Linked DNA regions of Homo sapiens: region 2 is linked to region 1. A link is an interaction called in ENCODE POLR2A ChIA-PET data of the cell type or tissue named here. Cell type or tissue: PC-9. All regions are shown on one strand.

What was found. ChIA-PET counts read pairs that join two places held together with the same protein. Peaks named below come from ENCODE experiments on the same cell type or tissue, not always from the same donor. Only the 100,000 strongest peaks of a DNase experiment are listed, where the experiment ranks them.
Region 2: POLR2A ChIA-PET joins it to region 1 with 5 read pairs; 3 of 35 experiments call an interaction of 5 or more read pairs at or near these places.

Annotation. Positions count from the first base shown.
Region 1 is chr16:30,687,769-30,690,268 of GRCh38, reverse strand. No RefSeq gene overlaps it. Among named protein-coding and RNA genes, the nearest start is that of SRCAP, 10 kb to the left of the region's middle. In PC-9, no CTCF peak of the experiment used is centred here; no DNase peak of the experiment used is centred here.
Region 2 is chr16:30,852,481-30,854,980 of GRCh38, reverse strand. It overlaps a transcript of BCL7C not described here. Among named protein-coding and RNA genes, the nearest start is that of MIR4519, 22 kb to the left of the region's middle. In PC-9, no CTCF peak of the experiment used is centred here; a DNase peak (open chromatin) is centred at 1,070.

The DNA.
Region 1 (2,500 bases):
AGGGATTACAGGCATGAGCCACTGTGCCCAGCTACATTTGTGCTCTTAACTGCTGTGCAGTACACCTTGTCAAATCCAGGTCTAGCATCTGAGTCCATCTACCATGTGCCAGGCATTATTCTAGGCACTGGGGAGATAATGTTGGAAACACAAACAAGTAAAACACTCAAGGTTTCAGTTTTTATCAAGCTTACATTCCTGGTGGGAGAAGACAAATAACAAACATATAAATAAGTGTGAATATAAAATAATGATGGTTGGCTGGGCATGGTGGCTTACGCCTGTAATCCCAGTACTTGGGGAGGCTGAGGCAGGCAGATCACAAGGTCAGGAGTTCGAGATCAGCCTGGCCAATATGATGAAATCCCGTCTCTACTAAAAATACAAAAATTAGCCAGGCGTGGTGGCAGGCACTTGTACTCCCAGCTACTCGGGAGGCTGAGGCAGAAGAATCACTTGAACCCGGGAGGCGGAGGTTGCAGTGAGCCAAGATCGTGCCACCGTCACTGCACTATAGCCTGGGCGACAGAGCGAGACTCTGTCTCAAAAAAAAAAAAAAAAAAAAATTAGCCAGGCGTGGTGGCCCCTGCCTGTAGTCCCAGCTACTGGGGAGGCTGAGGCAGGAGAATTACTTGAACCTGGGGGGTAGAGGTTGCAGTGAGCCCAGACTGTGCCACTGCACTCCAGCCTGGGCGACACAGCGAGACTCTATCTCAATAAATGAATAAAATAAAATATAATAATGGCTGATACGTGTTATGAAAAAATGAAGTGGGGTGGATGAGCTCGGGTGAGGGGCAGAAGAGGCATTATTTTAGACAAGATTGTCTGGGAGGGCCTCTCTAGTGTGGTGACATTTGAACAGAGACGCTCTGGGGGAAGAGCATCCTAAGCAGAGGTAAATAAGTACAAAGGGGCCGGGCGCGGTGGCTCACGCCTATAATCTCAGCACTTTGGAAGGCTGAAGCAGGTGTATCACCTGAGATCAGGAGTTCGAGACCAGCCTGGCCAACATGGTGAAAACCCATCTCTACTACAAAAATTTGCTGGGCCTGGTGGCGAGCACCTGTACTCCCAGCTACTTGGGAGGCTGAGGTAGGAGAATCGCTTGAACCCAGGAAGTGGAGGTTGCAGTGAGCCAAGATCATTCCATTGTACTCCAGCCTGGGTGACAAGAGCAAAACTCTGTCTCATAAAATAATAATAATAATAAGTACAAAGTCCCTGAGGCTAGACCCAGCTTATCCTGCCAGGAACCCACCAGGAGACTGCAGGGGAAGGGGAACAGTGGGAGATGCGGTCTTAGAAGAGGATCAGGCCTGCATCTGGCAGGGCTTTGAAGACCAAGCTAAGGAGCTTAGATGGAATGTGAAGTGTAGCAGGAGGGCTTTGAGCAGAGGCCAGATACAACGTGCTGACAACGGACTGTTGGGATAAGAGTCTAAGTGACTGCTGTAGTCTAGGTAAAAGGTGATGGAGATTGAAATCTTTAAGCAGAAAGGGAATGTGGTGGTAAGGTTGACAGATTTAGCAAATAACTCTTCTGGGGAACCTCTGCGAGGAAACTCTGGAAGGCAGTTGTGGGTGGCTGAGGTCCCAGGAGGCTAGGAGAGGGTGCTAGAATACCTCTCCTCTCCACAAGGACTGAAAACTTCTCAGAACACAGCCAAGCACAGAGCCTTCGTGGGTTGAACCCAGCACATCTTAAGCAAACACACGAATCCAAAACATCCCAACCTTATGAGAAGGAAACTGTAATTATGACACCCAGTTCTAGGAAGGGTATGGGCAGCTAGGTGCACACACTGCTGTCGGAGGGACTGTAAGCATGCCCAAACTTTTTTATTTGAATTAAAAAATTATTCGGCCGGGCACGGTGGCTCATGCCTAATCCCAGCACTTTGGGAGGCCGAGGCGGGTGGATCATGAGGTCAGGAGTTCAAGACCAGCCTGGCCAAGATAGCGAAACCCCGTCTCTATTAAAAACACAAAAAAATTAGTGGGTAATCTTGGCAGGCGCCTGTAATCCCAGGTACTTGGGAGGCTGAGGCAGAGAATTGCTTGAACCCGGGAGGCAGAGGTTGCAGTGAGCCGAGATCACGTCACTGCACTCCAGTCTGGGCAACAGAGCGAGAGTCCATCTCAAAAAAAATTAAAAAAAATTCTTGAACCCAGGAAGCTGAGTTTTCAGTGAGCCGAGATTACGCCACTACACTCCATCCTTGGGCAACAGTGAGACTCCACCTCAAAACAAACAAACACAAAACAACAACAACAAAAGGAGAATATTGGCTGAGGTCACATGACATACAATAAATAAGAAAAGCCTTGATCCATTAAGTGACTCACAAAAGAGTGACCATTAAGTACTGCATTCTAAAAAAAAAAAAAAAAAAAAAAGGTGTGTAGAATAAGTACCTTCTGTTTTGTGGTCTTGTTAGAAAAAAAAAAGGAAACAAAACAAAAAAATAGCAGAATGTGTTTGTTAATTCCTGGAGAG
Region 2 (2,500 bases), 160 kb before region 1:
CACGCCTGTAATCCCAGCACTTTGGAAGGCCAAGGCAGGCGGATCACTTGAGGTCAGGAATTCATGACCAGCCTAACCAACGTGGCGAAACCCTGTCTCTACTAAAAATACATTAGCCAGGCATGTTGGCACGTGCCTGTAATCCCAGGCACTCAGGAGGTTGAGGCAGGAGAATCGCTCTGGGAGACGGAGGTTGCAGTAAGCTGAGATCATGCCACTGCACTCCAGCCTGGGTGACAGAGCGAGACTGTTTCTCAGAAAAAAAAAAAAAAAGAAAGTGAGTGGTGAGTCTGTGAGTGCTGATGTGAAGGCAGCTGAAGAATTTTTGGAAACTGTAGATAAGCTGATTGTGCAGGAAAATTATTTGCCAGAGAAAATCTTCAATATGGATGAAACTTCCCTATTCTGAAAATGGATGCCTAAGAGAACTTTCATCCATAAGGAGGCCAAGTCAATGCCAGGTTTCAACGCTTTGAAGAACAGGATAACAGTCTTCCTTGGGGGACAATGTTGTAGGCTACAAATTGAAACCCTCTGTGATCTGGCACAGTGAGAACCACAGGGCCTTGAAGCACATCAGTAAGCACACATGGCCAGTGTACTACAGGAGCAATAAGAAGTCATGGATGACCTAGCTCCTCTTCCAAGATGCAATCCTGAATTGTTTTGCCAGAGAAATGCAGAAATACTGTTTGGAGAATAATATATTTTTCAAGATTTTGCTTATTGTTGATAAGGCTCCCATACATCCTCCTTTTACTGGTGATATTCATCCCAATATCTAAGTGGTGTTTTCCCCTCCAAACACCACCTCTTTGTTTCAACCAATGGATCATGGAGGTATAGCAGCTTTTAAGGCCTATTACCTGAGGAGACCTTTGCCCAGGTGATTGCTGCAGCTGAGGAAGACACTGAGAAGCCACTGAGACAATTCTGGAAGGATTGCAACACATCTGTGACTTCATCAAGAACCCTGCTTAGACTTGGGGTGATGTCACCATGCGGTATGAATGCCATCTGGAGGAAGACACTCAAAAGGTTGGTCCATGACTTAAAAGTATTTGTCAAGGATGAGGAGGTTTCAAAAATCAATAAAGCTGTGGTTGAGGTGGCAAATAATTTTAACCTGGGTGTGGATGAGGATGACATGGTAGAGCGCCTAGAGGTAATTCTTGAGGAATTGACTAATAAGGAGCTGTTGGAACTGGAACAGGAATACATAGCTGAAGAAGAGGCAAGAGAAAAAAGAAACTGCAGGAGAAGAAAAACCCAGAAGAAAATTCACAGTGAAGGGTTTAGCAGAAGCTGCTGCAGACCTCAACAAACTCCTTAAAACGTTGAAAACACGGACCCCCATACTGAACGGTTTTCATTAATAGAGATATGTTCATGGTGCATTATCTGTTTACAAGCAAATGTATGATTAAAATAAAAGAAAGAAAGAAGCCAAGCAAACCTCCATGGACATTTTTTGAAAGAGTGATAGTGCCTCAAGAAGAGCCTCAGGCAGGTCCTACAGGAGGGATTCCAGAAGAATGTGTTATCATAGGAGATGACAGCTCCATGCGTGTTATTGCCTCTGAAGACCTTCCAGTGGGGCACGATGTGGAAGTGGAAGACAGTGATCTCGATGATCTTGACTAGTGTAGGCCTAGGCTGGTGTGTGTGTGTGTATGTGTGTCTTAGTTTTTAACAAAAAAGTTTAAAATATTGAAAAATATACTTTTTAAAATAGAAAAAGTTGGCCGGGTGCAGTGGCTCATGCCTGTAATCCCAGCACTTTGGGAGGCTGAGGTGGGTGGATCACTTGAGGTCAGGAGTTCGAGACCAGCCTGACCAACATGGAGAAACCCCGTCTCTACTGAAAAAAATACAAAATTAGCTGGGCGTGGTGGCGCATGTCTGTAATCCCAGCTACTCGGGAGGCAGAGACAGGAGAATCGCTTGAACACAGGAGGCGGAGGGTGCGGTGAGCCGTGATCATGCCATTTGCACTCCAGCCTGGGCAACAAGAGCAAAACTCCGTATCAAAAAATAAATAAAATAAAATAGAAAAAGCTTCTGGAATAAGGATATAAAGAAAGGAAATATTTTTGTACAGCTGTACAATGTGTACTTTAAGCTAAGTGTAATAACATTTATTAATGAGCTTATTGACAAAAGAGTAAGTTTAAAAAATTTAAAAGTTTGGCTGGGTGAGGTGGCTCATGCATGTAATTTCAGCACTTTGGGAGGCCAAGGCGGGTGGATCACCTGAGGTCAGGAGTTTGAGACCAGCCCGACCAATATGGTGAAACCCCGTCTCTACTAAAAATACAAAAATTAGCCAGGCCTGGTGGCATGCGCCTGTAATCCCAGCTACTCAGGAGGCTGAGGCAGAAGAATCACTTGAACCCGGGAGGCAGAGGTTGCCGTGAGCCGAGATCACAATACTGCACTCCAACCTGGGCGCCAAAGCAGGACTCCATCTCAAAAAAAAAAAAAAAAAAAAGTTATAAAG